Linked DNA regions of Homo sapiens: region 2 is linked to region 1. Evidence: chromatin contacts called from ENCODE Hi-C data. All regions are on one chromosome and are shown on one strand. Each heading gives the region's core, a stretch centred on a gene start or an enhancer-like site at or near the end of the contact. The rest is flanking DNA. Distances are from core to core; before and after follow the strand shown. Region 1 holds the start of ANXA6 (annexin A6). Region 2 has its middle 17 kb from the start of SPARC.

Region 1 (7,291 bases), core at 1-2,500:
CATGTTTTGGGCAAGGGGGAAGGAATAATGGAGGGAAAAGGGCGGACTCTTGGGGGGAAACCAGAGTCCTTTCACAAACCCGGGAGCCATATGTCCAAATTTGGAATTGTCAGAGAAGACCCACTAGAATCTAGGGAAAGGAAGGAGGAGGCAGGAAGCCGTGGCCAGATTAGTTGTCCCAAAGGACCTCCTGCCCTTTCCCCTTGTAGGGCCTACAAGGGTTGTGCCAGGCTTCCCAAATCTATAATCAAGACTCCCAAACCTGCAATCATTCCATACAGCTGACAAATAAATCAGTTTTCAAAGCCATTGTTTCCTTTGAAAGAGACTGGGTTTCTCAACTATGGACTTGGAGAAGGAAATCCAGGCTCAGAGAGGGAAAGCCACCGCCCAAAGTCACACTGCAACAGGGGCTGGGATTCCGATTCAGGGTATTTTGCTCCCATGCTGGTATATGGGGAATTATTTGAAGCCCCCAAACTTTGGGAAGGCCTAGACCGCTTAGGGGATGCAGAAAGAAGGGTAGTGCCCCTGCCTCACCATAGGAGGCCTCGGAGCCCCGTTGGGAGACTGCATTCATAGACAAGCAGTGGCCCAAAGGGGATGGGGTCCAATGAGGCCCTGAGGTATGTACGACCGGACGTTCAGCTCTCTGCACGCAGGCAGCCCTCCCCCGACACCACACACAAGCCATTTTATAAGCAGCTGGAGGGTCCAACGCTCTTGCTCTCAGTCTTGGGCCTCAGCCACACCCTTCTCTGCGGGTCCTTTGACTGGCGTCCAGCTGACCCCAACCCCGGACCTTCAAAGTCTCTTGAGCCCCCCCAAATTAAGGCCGGCAGGACCAGCCCCTGGCTCAGCTCCGGCGCCCAGGACCCTCAACCAGACCCTCTGCAGCAACGGGACTCCCTCCCCTCCCCCTAGCCAGGGCGCCCTCCGCCCGCGCCTCTCCGCCCCGACCCCAGATTTGCTCCGCTGCGCTCCCCAGACACACCCAGTCTGCGACACTCTCGGGTTACCGCGCCCTCCCGTCCCTGCTCCTGGCGGGGGGTACCCATCAGCCGATGACTGGGCGCTTATTTCTTGTGTCCCTGCAGCCCCCGGGAAGGGGTTCCCAGAGCGACTCCCCTCTCCAGCCTCAGCCCACTCACCGCGCAGCGGAGGCCTCGGGTCGCAGACGGACGCACGGGCGCAGGGACTCGAGGACGCAGCGCTCGCTGGATCGGAGCCCGTTAGCCCAGCAGCAACCGCAGCGCGGGGCGGACCGGGAGGACAGCCGTGGGCTCCGAGCCGGACACGTGGCGCGCAGAGGCCAATCCGGCGCGCCCGCCTCCCTCCTCCACCCCACCCCTCTAGCTCCTTAGCTCTTGGAATCTTAGAATGTCACTAGCCCGAGGGGCTTGCCGGGAGAACCTCCTCAGTTTCCAGCCCCCGGATCTGAGACTGAGAAGGATTAGGGGCTTTGGCCAAGGTCACGCGGCCCTTCAGGGCTAGAAGTCAGGGCTCCTGACTCCGGGTTCTGGACACTTTCCCGCAAATTCTTATAAGTCGCCAAAGCTTTGTTGAGAAACAGAAAATTGAGGTTTGCCAGGGGCACTTTATCTGCCTGATCAGATTCCATGCCTCAACAGCCTCATTAGGTCGGTGACATTATTTACCCACTTTCAGGAGGAGAGCCCAGTCCAGTTCCTGGACCAAGGTCACACAAATAGTGGGTTGCGGAGGCAAGCTTCTTCGTGCTCTGGGAAGCAGGGAAGGCAGGCAGGGAGACCAGCAGTTGTAATCCAGCGCTAGAACAGGAAAAATTGATAAACTGAGAATACAGAGGAAACTGAGAATTATTGTCCCCAGGGGATTGGTAAGGAGAAGATGAGGAAGTTAGAAGAATTGGACAGATACCTGCGGAAAGTGTTCCAGGCAGAGGAAACTGCTGGAGCAAATGCTCCTAGCAGGAGGCCACCTGGCGCCTCCGAGGATCAGCAGGGGGGCCAGTGTGGCTGGAATGGAGTGAGTGGGAGGGAGAGGAGAGATAAGAGGGACCCAATCAGGTGGGACCTCCGGGGCCCTTGAAGGCACGCTGTCTTTTACTCTGAGTCAACTGGGGATCCATTGCAGGATATTGAGCAAAGAAAGGGTATTATTTTTGGGTAGATGAAATCCACACAACATAAAATTAACCATTTTAAAGTCAACAATTCAGTGGCATTTTGTACAGACACAATGTTGTGTATCCACCACCTCTATCTAGTTCCAAAATATTCTCTTCACGGAAAAATAAAACAGTATACCCACTGAGCAGTCACTCCTAACTTTCCCTTACCCCTCGTCTCTGGCAACCACCAATTTGCTTTCTGCTTCTGCGGATGTGCCTATTCTGGATATTTCATATACATGGAATCACATGAGATGCAACCCTTCTTGTCTGACTTCTTTCATGTGGCATTTTGTTTGTTTGTTTTTGTTGTTGTTTTTTCACTCTTGTCGCCCAGGCTGGAGTGCAGTGGCGTGATCTCTGCTCACCACAACTTCTGCCTCCTGGGTTCAAGCAATTCTCCTGCCTCAGCCTCCCGAGTAGTTGGGATTACAGGCATGCGCCACCACACCCAGCTAATTCTGTATTTTTAGTAGAGACGGGGTTTTTCCATGTTGGTCAGGTTGGTCTTGAACTCCCGACCTCAGGTGATCCACCTGCCTCGGCCTCCCAAAGTGCTGGGATTACAGGCGTGAGCCACCGTGCCTGGCCTCATGTGGCATGTTTTTGAAGTTCATCCACACTGTAGCATGTATCAGCACTCCATTCCTTTTTTTTTTTAGTTTCAGTTGGAGTTTTGCTCTTGTTGCCAAGGCTGGAGTGCAATGGCGTGATCTCGGCTCACTGCAACCTCCACCTCTCAGATTCAAGGAATTCTCCTGCCTCAGCCTTCCGAGCAGCTGGGATTACAGGCATGCACCACCACGTGTGGCTAATTTATTTTTGTATTTAGTAGAGATGGGGTTTTACCATGTTAGTTAGGCTGGTCTCGAACTCCTGACCTCAGGTGATCCACCCGCCTTTGCCTCCCAAAGTGCTGGGATTACAGGCATGCGCCACCGTGTCCGGTCCAGCACTCCATTCCTTTTAATGGCTGAATAATTTTCCGTTGTATAAGTACACTATAATTTGTTTATCCATCCATCTGTTGATGGATAGTGCATTGTTTCCCCCTTTTGCTGATTGTGAATAGTGCTGCTAATGAACATTTGCATACAAATACTTATTTGAGTACCTGTTTTCAATTGTCGTTGTGTATTTACCTAGGAATGAAACTGCTGGGTCATATAGTAATTCTACATTTAAGTTTTTGAGGAACTGCCAAACATTTTTTCAGAGTGGCTGCAACATTTTATATTCCCATCAGCCATGTCATGTATGAGGCTTTTAATTTCTCCATGTCCTTGCCAACACTTGTATTTTATTTTTTAAAAATTTGTACCCGGCCAGGCACAGTGGCTCATGCCTGTAATGCCAGTACTTTGGGAGGGCCGAGGTGGGTGAATTGCTTGAGCCCACGAGTTTGAGACCAGCCTGGACAACATGACGAAACCGCATCTCTACAAAAAATTAACCAGGGGTAGTGGCACATGCCTGCAATCCCAGCTACTGGAGAGGCTGAGGTGGGATGATCCCTTGAAGCTGGAAGGTAGAGGCTGCAGTGAGCCGTGATTGCACCACTGCACTCCAGCCTGGGCGACAGAGTGAGAACTTGTCTCAAAAAAACAAAAGTACAAAAAACTTGTGCTCTAGTCATTATGAAATGGCATCTATAATTGTGTTTTTGATTTGCATTTCCCTTCTGACTAATGATGTGGAGTATCTTTTTTGTGTGCTCATTGGCCACTATTTGTACATCTTCTTTGGAAAAATATCTAATCATGCTTTTTGCTCATTTTTAAATTGGATTTTTTGTCTTTTTTGTTGTTAAGTTATATGAGTTCTTTTTATATTCTGGATAAGACTTTTGTGTTTGTTTGAGACAGAGGCTCGTTCTGTTGCCCAGGCTGGAGTGCAGTGGTGCCATGTCGGCTCACTGCAACCTTCACCTCGTGGGTTCAAGCAATTCTTTCCGCCTCAGCCTCCCAAATAGCTGGGATTACAGGCACCTGCTACCATGCCCAGTTAATTTTTGTATTTTTTTAGTAGAGACGGGGATTCATCATGTTGGCCAGGTTGGTCTTGAACTCCTGACCTCAGGTGATCCACCTGCCTTGGCCTCCCAAAGTGCTGGGATTACAGGTGTGAGCCACCGCACCTGGCCAAGACATATTTTTTAAAGGGTCACTGAAGTCTCCTGTGTTGGAAATACTGAATACTGTTGGGGGAAGAGTAGAAGAAGGGGATCTGCTAGGAGATTTTGCAGTAATCCAGGCAAGAGACAGGCTGGTATAAATGCAGGTGGGGGAAGTGGTTGGAGATGGGATGTATTTGAAGGTTGAACATGATTTCCGAAGGATCAGGTGGGAGATGAGAAAGAGTCAAGAATGGCTTCAGGGATCCTGGCCTGAGCCACTGGAAGGATGGAGTTACCATCAACTGAAATGAGCAAGACTGCAGGGAAAGCAATTTTGGGAATTAGAAGTGGGGAAAAGATCAGGAGTTCAGTTTTTGACCAGTTTGTTGAACATTTCTATTAGACACCCAACAGGAGATGTCAAGTACGCAGTTGGCTAGTCAAGTCTGGAGTTCAAGAGATGAGATCCTTAAGGGAGAAGAGAACTAAATATGGAGTCCTAGTTCGGCAAAAGGAGTCAGGCTGGCAGGACCAAGGGAAAGCAAAAAGAGAAAGCAGATAAGCTATAAGTCTGCCTTTCTTCATGGCCCAGGATGCATAGCCCTCCTGTGCGAATAACTCACAATCTTATCTGCGCCCAGCTATTGCCAGACCCTCACCTGATAGAAAAATGCACGCAAGCTCCCTGCACCCTTGATGTTATCAGTACTGCACAAAGCCCTCTTCAGCACACAGCACAAGCACCATCCTATAAAATCCTTAGCCAGATTTTGTTTTCTTGCAGTTAGCTTCTGTTTTGCTAACTTGCCCGTTGCACCCTTGCAACGTATTTTCTTTTCTTTTCTGTTTTTCTTTTGAGATGAAGTCTCACTCTGTCGCCCAGACTGTAGTGCAGTGGCACTATCTCGACTCACCACAACCTCCGCCTCCCGGGTTCAAGCGATTCTTCTGCCTTAGGCTCCTGAGTAGCTGGGATTACAGGTGCGTGCCACCACACCTGGCTAATATTTGTATTTTTAGTAGAGATGGGTTTTCACCATGTTGATCAGGCTGGTCTCAAACTCCTGACCTCGTGATCCACCTCGGCTTCCCAAAGTGCTGGGATTATAGGCATGAGCCACCACGTCTGGCAGCAATGTATTTTCATACTTTCTCTAATAAATCTGCCTTTCTTTACCTACAACTGCCTTGGTAAATTCTTCTTACTGCCTGTACCGCCAGCCCCAAATAGTTGCTGATCACCCACGATGCTAAGGACCGAGTCTGAGACACTCTTATGTTACCATTTGGGGAGAGGCCGGACCCGGTGGCTCATGCCTGTAATTCCAGCACTTTGGGAGGCTGAGGTGGGTGGATCACTTGAGGCCAGGAGTTCAAGACCAGCCTGACCAACATAGTTAAACCCCATCTCTACTAAAAATACAAAAAGTTAGCTGGACGTGGTGGTGCATGCTGTAATCCCAGCTACTTGGGAGGCTGAGGCAGGAGAATCACTCCCAGGAGGTGGAGATTGCAGTGAGATGGCACCATTGCACTCCAGCCTGAGAGACAGAGTGAGACTCTCAAAAAATAAAATAAAAGAGTTGGGGAGAAGAAAAGAATTCAGCAAAGGTGACTGGGAAGGAGATTGTAGTAAGATGGGAGGAAACTACCCCAGGAGAATGTGGCAGCAAAGTGAAAAATAAGGGAGTGATCAGGTGTGTCAAATGCTGCTTTTAGGTAAAGTAGGACAAGGTCTACAAATCTATCATTGGGTTTAGCAATGTGAAAGCCAACTTATCTCTTGCTGTGAATTGCAGAATGTTGGGGGTAAAGGCCTGATGGGAACGGTGTAAGATAAAAAGCCTAAACTACTTATTCTGGGAGTTTTGCTGCGAAGGCCAGCAAGGGAATGAGGCAGTGTCTGGCAAGGGAATTGGTGTCAAGAGAAGGGCTTTTGTTTGATTTTTTTAAAGATTGAAGACATAACAGCATATTTGTATGCTGGTGGGAGTTATCATATAGAAGGTAAAAAAATTGATGGAGGAGAGAGAAGGGAGAATTCCTGCAGCAATGTTTGGAGACAGAATGGGCTGTAGTGTACAAATGTCAGGGCTATTTGTATTCTTAATTTGCAATAAAAGTAACTGAAATTTTTGATCTTTGCCCAAATTCAGCCCACGTGACTGAGGCAGGATTGAAAGCCAGATTCCCTTGACTGCAGAGCCCAGGGCCTTAATTCCTGAGCTACAGCAGCAAGTAGGAGTAAACACTAATATACTGCTCATTCTCTTTGAGCTAATCATCACTTACAGGAATCAATCCTAAGAAAATAATCTAAAATACAGAGGAAGCTGTAGGCCCAACACTGTTTTATTGTTGTTGTTGGAGACAGGGTCTCACTCTGTCACTCAGGCTGGACTGCAGTGGTGTGATCATGGCTCAACTGCAGCCTTGACCTCCCCAGGATCAGGTGATCCCCTCACCTCAGCCTCCCAAGTAGCTGAGACTACAGGTGTATGCCACCTGCCCAGCTAATTTTTGTATTTTTTGTAGAGATGGCGTGTCACCATCTTGCCTAGGCTGGTCTCCTATGCTCAAGCCATCCTCCTGCCTCAGCCTCCCAAAATGCTGGGATTACACCAGCATTGGTATAATGTGAGCCACCATGCCCAACTTTTTTTTTTTCATTCTTTTTTTTTTTTTGAGACAGGGTCTCATTCTGTCCCCCAGGCTGGAGCAGTAGCACAATCTCAGCTCACTTCGGCCTCAACCTCCTGGGCTCAAGCTATCCTGATGCTTCAGCCTACGGAGTAGCTGGGACTACAGGTGTGCACCACCACGTCCAGCTAATTTTTTTCATTTTTTGGTAGAGACGAGGTTTCACTGTCCAACACTGTATTTTTAAAATTGTTTTTTATTTCAATGGTTTTTGGGGAATAAGTAGTTTTTCATTACATGGATAAGTTCTTTAGTGGTAATTTCTGAGATTTTAGTGCACCTGTCACCCAAGCAGTGTACACTGTACCTAATGTGTAGTCTTT
Region 2 (7,453 bases), core at 1,058-3,557, 540 kb after region 1:
GCCCCAGCTACTCGGGAGGCTGAGGCAGGAGAATCACTTGAACCCAGGAGGTGGAGGTCGCAGTGAGTGGAGATCCCGCCACTGCACTCCAGTCTGGCGACAGAGTAAGACTCCGTCTCAAAAAAAAAAAAAAAAAAAAGAGAGAGAGACAGAGGTGGGAGACAGAGAGACAGAGAGATGAGACAGACACAGAAACAAATGCAAAGAAAACTTACCTGAAACTTAGCAACAAAGCAAAAGGGTGACTGCATGTCCTCTCAGTGTTAGACTGGAACATGGTCTGACAAGTCCATCCAGGGATCATCTTCTCTAGGGGTTGTGCTACCTACTATTGATGAGGGCTCTGACTTTGAAGTTACATGTTAACTTGCAGGTTTCTGTCCATTAGAAACAAAACAAAAAAAAAGAACCCCAGAGGTGACAGTGCAAATGCCTTGCAGGGCGTTAACCGGTTTTGTATATTACCCAGCAGCCTTTTTCCAGCATTCTTTCAATGCAGTAGCTGTATAATCTCTTTTTGAATTCTCTTTGAACCAACTTTACCATGCTGCTTATTCCCTCATTAATGGGTTAAAAAAATCATTAACATGTGCTCATTTTTTATTCATTTTTATTCATTTTTTATGAGTCATGTTTTTAACTGTTAAAAACTGTATTCTGATAAGAGAGGCAGAAATAGAATGAGACAGAGATGAAGAAAGAGACAGAGTGAGAGGCAGAGGCAGAGATAGAAAGGGAAAGAGACATAGGGACACTGAGAGAGGCCAGAGAAAGAGACACACAGAGAAACAGAAGAAACAAAGGTTAGAGGGACTGAGACCCAGTGAACCCATGCACAGAGTCAGAGAGAGAGAGAGAGACAGAAAGGCTAGCAGCAGAGATCAAGATCAGCCATGCATGCACAAAACACCAGAAGTAATGTTAGCCTCTGGGGAAGGGATACATTGGAGTGAAAATGGAGGTGAAGGGGAGGGACTTTTATATTTATTTATTTATACTTCTATCTTGAATTTCTTTCTTTTCTTTTCTTTTTCATTTAGAGACAGAGTCTCTCTATGTTGCCCAGGTTGGTCTTGAACTCCTGGGCTCAAGTGATGCTCTTGCTGCGACCTCCCAAATTGCTGGGATTATAGGCGTGAGCCACTGTGCAGGCACTTCAATTTCTTATGAGAATATAATCATGTGTTATTTTATACTTTTATTTTTTATTTTAATTTTTATCTTTTTGAGACAGAGTGTCACTCTGTCGCCCAGGCTAGAGAGCAGTGGTGCGATCATGGCTCACTGCAGCCTTGACTTCTCAGGCTCAAGTGATCCTCCTTCCTCAGCCTCCAGAGTAGCTGGGACTACAGATGCACACCACTAGGCCCAGCTATTTTTTTACTATTATAGAGATGCGGGGGAGGGGGTCTCACTATGTTGCGTAGGCTGCTCTTGAACTCCTGGGCTCAAGCAATCCTCCTATCTCCGTCCCCCAAAGTGCTGGGATTACAGGTGTGAGCCACCATGCCCAGCCCATTTTACATTTTTAAAATAGTCATAGAGGGAAAGGCAAAGAGAGACTGTGAAAGAAGCAAAACCACTAGAGAGAGAAAACATCAAGAAAGCAAGGACAGGTACACTGGCTGGCACCTGTAATCCAAGCGCTGTGGGAGTCAGTAAAATTCTTGAAAATTAACTGTAACATTATTTCTTAAACTTTCTAATTTTTGTAACTATTAAGGCTGATTTTTAAAATTATGGTAAAACAAATATAAAATTCCTATGGTGAGTTATTGATAATGGAAACATCATCACTGTGAAACAAATGTAGGTATTGTGTGAGGCACAAGAGCTACAGTGGAGACAAAGACAGACGAGGTCCCTGCTTTCATGGCACTTACATTCTGGGGAGAAGGCAATAGAGAACAGGCCCATAAATAAACACACAAGACAATTTTTTTTTTCTCAGATGGAGTCTCGCTCTGTTGCCCAGGCTGGAGTCCAGTGGCATGATCTTGGCTCACTGCAACCTCCACCTCCCGGGTTCAAGCGATTCTCCTGCCTCAGCCTCCCGAGTAGCCAGGACTACAGGTGAGTGCCACCATGCTCAGTTAATTTTTTTTTGTATTTTTAGTAGAGACGGGGTTTCACCATGTTGGCCAGGCTGGTCTCGAACTCCTTACCTCGTGATCTGCCTGCCTGAGCCTCCCAAAGTGCTGGGATTACAGGCGTGAGCCACTGCACTTGGCTCTCTGAGATCATTCTTAGCCCCTCAGGCTATATGACTGGCTTGTGAGGGCCAAGTGCAGCTTGGACTGAATCCAGGCCTGGGATATTTACACCTTAAGGTCATTTTCAGTTTCCAGCCCAGAGTTTTGGCCCCAAAGGCAGGCGGCATCCAGCTTCCCTCAGCCGCTCAGCTGGCCAAAAAATAAGAAAGCCACCTTGTGCTCATGGGAGGGCAGCCACGGGAGTGGGTCTGGGTGGGGCCCGGTGCCGTGGGATGCCCGGGAGTATATAGATCCATTTCAGAGGCTCGCCAACCCCTTCACCCAAGGACTCTTCTGGGCCTCTCCTGTGCTTTCCAATTAAAAATATCATTCCGTAATGTTTCTCAGAGGCTCTCAAAGGGCCACGGGAAAGGCAGCCAGGGAAGGGGCAGGAGGGAGGGGAGGCCAATATCTAAAATAGAAGGAGTAGTGGTCCAGAGCAGGACTTCTGAGACTTCAGTCATCTGGTACCATCTTTACCTTTGTTGCCATATCCTCATAACACCTACAGAATTACTTAATTTCAACTTTTTTTTAATCTAAATAAATTTAACTTAAAGAAAACCTTATATCATAACACTGAAAAAAGAGTATAATTTGCCAAGTGTGTCCACATATCCCCTCAGATCCACTCTCTGCCCCTCCCCAACTGCTCTCTAGGCCAGAGGGGCTGACCTTATGGCCCACACCCATGAGCTCCCATGGCCTCTGTTTCCATCTGGGATTGGCCAGTGGGGAGCATCAGTAGGCGACTGGGAAGAGGGAGAAACAAGAGTGAAGTTAGAATCTTTCTTTCCCCATCCCCTTCCCTAGAGGATCACAGCAGACTGGCTGTGTTCTTCAACCCAAGGGCTGAGCTCCTGTTCCTTGGCCCTCTCTCTGGTTCTAGTACCCACTCTCCCTTACCCCTCAGGCACCTTGCTGCAGCTGTCCCTAGAGGACTGCACTGTCCTTGTGATTTACATACACAGGGCCCACATCTTTATAAATAGTCCCTTGATGAAATTCTCAGATTACCCATTTTGAAAGTGCCATCTGTTTTCTGCCAGGAACCTGGCTGATACACTTGTCATAAAGAGAAAGTAATTGACAGTGATAATACAATTATGCTATTACGTTCTAACCAAATGTAAAAAGGGATGAATAATTTTTATATAATGCTATAGAATGAGCTTCAGGGAATATTAGTAAAAAGTGAACAAACCATTAAAAACAAAGTGCAGAGCAATGTTTAGACTGCAAGAGAGAGAAAAATAAAAACATGCACATGTGCATTTGCTCACATACCCAAAAAGAAGCAACTGAAAGGTAAAACTAAAAATTAATAGAGATGGTTACCTTAGGGAGAGAGAAAATGTTGTTGATAAAAAGCTAGTGTTCTCTGATTACTTTGTTATATAGTTTTAACTTTGGAACTATTAAGTGTTTTGTATAATTAAATTTACATTAAAATAACATAAGCTATTGATTGGCTATACAACGTTCTTTTGCACCACAAATTCCAGGAACATAAAGATAATGGGTAAAGGTCACATAGTGCAACTTATGGTAACAGTTTAGGTTATTTATCAACTAGTCTGGAAGCTTTGGTGAAGGAAAGAAAGAAAAAAATGCCTTTAAACAATTGTCCCTGGAAAATGGGAGTGGAAGGGGGTGGGTGTCAAGACTGTCTCATACTCATGGTCTCTCACAGCCTGATAAATTTTGCACACTCCACATTCTTTGGACAGCTCTGAGCTACTTTTCTTTCTCAAGGGGAAGTTCTTCCTTAAAACATTGAGGAAGCATTGTTAGAAATTGAAGATCAACATTTTGCAGCCCCTAAGAGTAATGGGTCAAAGTAACGATTAAGGAATGAGAGGTCGATGAGGAACCATGTAATGGATGGGCCAGGACAACAGTACTTGAACCAGTTCAATAATCTTGATAGTTTGTTTGGAGGTTCTAGCAGGGGAGTGCAGCTGTTTGTACACCCTTGACTGAAGACCAGTCCAGCTCTGTCTGGGATGGTCATCCTCTCAGACCTAGCACTCAGCTTCAGGGGGACGTGCATGGAGTGGTGAGGAAGGACAGGGACACCTGCCTAGCCAGCCAGAGCAGCCAAATCAACCCTGGCGGTCAATGAGGTGACACATATCGTAGCCAGATCGTCCTCACATCCGAATTCAATAATCTTAACATCACTAAGTGTGGGACAAAGAGACATCTTGTTCTTCATGGTGTGATGTAATAAAATGTGCACACCATGACATAGGAAGTACTTATGGCAAAAGAAATTAACCTGAGTGTAACTACCAGTTTATGGGAAATACAAAGGAATAGAGAAATGTGTCTAAAAACACAAGAATTAAATCAGCCAAACCAGAATATGGTGAATTTTGCAAGACAAATAACATGATTTCTTCAATAAATGAATGGCATGACAAAAGGTGGGGAGTGAAGGGAGGATCTCTAATAGATTAAATGAACCATAAGAATAAAGTGTAGGCCGGGCGCGGTGGTGGCTCAAGCCTGTAATCCCAGCACTTTGGGAGCACTTCAGGTGGATCACCTGAGGTCAGGAGTTCAAGACCAGCCTGACCAACATGGTGAAACCCCGTCTCTACTAACAAATACAAAAATTAGCTGTGTGTGGTGGCTGGCACCTGTAATCCCAGCTACTTGGGAGGCTGAGGCAGGAGAATCCCTTGAACCCGGGAGGCAGAGGTTGCAGTGAGCCAAGATCGCGCCATTGCACTCCAGCCTGGGCAACAAGAGTGAAACTCTGTCTCAAAAAAAAAAAAAAGAATACAGTGTAAAGCACGAGCTTCTTTGTAGCCTGATTCAAGGCAACTAAATTTAAATAGGCATTTTTCAGAAAACAGAAAATTTGAACACAGACTGAGTATCGAATGATATTAGGGGATTACTTTTTTCTCCTGTTTTTTTAGAGGCCTTGCCTTGCAATGTCGCCCAGGCTGACCTCAAACTCTTGGGCTCAAGCAATCCTCCCGTCTCAGCCTTCCATAGCTAGGACTACAGGCGTGCAGCACCACAGATGGCTAATTAAGGAACTACTTTAATTTTGTTAGATGAGATGAGGGCGATGTGGCTATGTTGAAAAGAAAGACCTTATCTATTAGCTATAGATACTGAAATATTTATGGGTATCATGATATAATATATGGGATTTATTTTGAATTACTCCTGGGAAAAGGTATGTGATGGGGGTGGGTATGTAAAATAAACTGATAGAAGGTTGATAGTAATTCAAGCTAGGTGATGGTCCATGGAAGCTTAATTATATTATTCTCTTTGGGGTGTGCTTGAAAATATTTATAAAACAATATAACAATATCAAATTAAATTAATGCTATTAGGGCCAGTCATGGTGGCTTATGCCTGTAATTCTAGCACTTTGGTAGGCTGAGGCGGGCGGATCACTTGAGGTCAGGAGTTTGAGACTAGCCTGGCCAACATAGCAAAACCCCATCTCTACTAAAAATACAAAAAATTAGCTGGGCGTGGTGACGGGCGACTGTAATCCCAGCTACTCAGGAGGCTGAGACAGGACAATCCCTGGAACCTGGGAGGTGGAGGTTGCAGTGAGCTGAGATCACACCCACTGCACTCCAGCCTGGGCAAAAGAACGAGATTCCATCTAAAAATAAAATAAAATAAAATAAAATTAATTAATTAATGCTGTTAGTTGTGAGGGCTCTAGGAAAGATTAGCAAGTGTTAGAAAGGTGTTAGCAACTTATTAGCTCCAAACTAAGACTTTCTCCTCTTTATGATCAGAAGCCTTGGAAAAGGCTATTCTTTATTCTTTTTTTTTTTTTTTTTTAAGACTAGTCAAGTGCAAGTGCAGGCCAGGCATGGTGGCTCACCCCTCTAATCCTAGCACTTTGGGAGGCCAAGGCAGGAGGATTGCTTGATCTCAGGAGTTCAAGACCAGCCTGGGCAACACAGTGAGACCCTGTCTCTGCAAAAAAATAAGAAAATTAGCTAAGTCTGGTGGTGCCCACCTGTAGTCCCAGCTACTGTGGAGGATCTGGTAGGAGAATCCCTTAAGTTCAGGAGTAGGAGGCTGCAATGAGCCATTCACTGCACTCCAGCCTGGGTGACAGAGCAAGACCTTGTCTAAAAAAAAAAAGACTTGGCCAGGCACAGTGGCTCACGCCTGTAATCCTAACACTTTGGGAGGCCGAGAGACGTGGATCACAAGGTCAGGAGTTCAAGACCAGTCCGGCCAACATGGTAAAACCCTGTCTCTACTGAAAATACAAAAATTAGCTGGGCGTGGTGGTGGGCACCTGTAATCCCAGCTACTTGGGAGGCTGTAGCAGAGAACTGCTTGAACCTGGGAGGTGGAGGTTGCAGTGAGCCAAGATCGTGCCACTGCACTCCAGCCTGGGCGAAAGAGTGAGACTCCGTCTCAAAAAAAAAAAAAAGAAAAGAAAAATAAAAAGACTTTAAAAGGAAACAATTTGGTCACTATGTGGATTCAGTGTTATATAATGCTGAAATAATCTACCCAACAAAAATATGCTAAGCATTCTACCTTGGGAAGCCTGGTATTGTAAACCCAGGGATTGGGGAGGGGAGACATGGAATTTAATTCTCACTCAGTTATGATCTCACTAGGAGTCACCTTGCCCTGGTTCCTTCTTCTGTAAAGTGGGAGAAGTTAGACTAAAAGACCTCTAGGTCTCCCTCTCTGAAGCTGTGATTCAGTAAATAATGAATAAGTGTCTGACTCATTCAATTATCCAACAATCATTTATGAAACACCTACCATTTACTGTACTGGGTGCTGGGATGCAGCTGGGCAACCTCCCTGCCTACATAGAGCTTATGGTCTAGCTATAAATGTACCATTTCATTTTTTTTTTTTTTTTCTGAGATGGAGTCTCACTCTGTTGCCAGGCTGGAGTGCAGTGGCATGATCTCGGCTCACTGCAACCTTCGCCCCCCAGGTTCAAGCAATTCTCCTGCCTCAGCCTCCCAAGTAGCTGGGACTACAGGCATGCACCACCACACCCAGCTAATTTTTGTATTTTTAGTAGAGACAGGGTTTCACCATGTTGGCCAGGATGGTCTTGAACTCCTGACCTCAAGTGATCCACCCACCTCAGCTTCCCAAAGTGCTGGGAGATTACAATAAATGTACCATTTCTAAGAGAATGTTAGCTATTCAGAAAAATAGATACTGGCCTAGTA

Evidence for each region. Hi-C counts contacts between places; a loop is a spot of excess contacts on that map. Pooled maps may share reads with other maps.
Region 2: a loop to region 1 is called in a map with no recorded cell type, with 2.2 times the contacts of the local background. The contact joins the enhancer-like site here to the promoter of ANXA6 in region 1. A Hi-C loop is called at or near these places in 2 of 37 single-sample maps with no recorded cell type and 3 of 50 pooled maps.

The regions. Positions count from the first base shown.
Region 1 is chr5:151,156,529-151,163,819 of GRCh38, forward strand. It overlaps ANXA6 (annexin A6), which reads right to left and starts at 1,251. Exons shown (of 26, transcript NM_001155.5): 1 at 1,152-1,251. RefSeq lists an enhancer at 1,412-2,268 and a silencer at 2,064-2,123.
Region 2 is chr5:151,700,166-151,707,618 of GRCh38, forward strand. It overlaps the pseudogene RN7SKP232. Among named protein-coding and RNA genes, the nearest start is that of SPARC, 17 kb to the left of the region's middle. RefSeq lists an enhancer at 1-115. Within about 2 kb of position 2,308, at least 4 of the 41 ENCODE cell types and tissues checked have a DNase peak (open chromatin) inside an H3K27ac peak, as active enhancers do.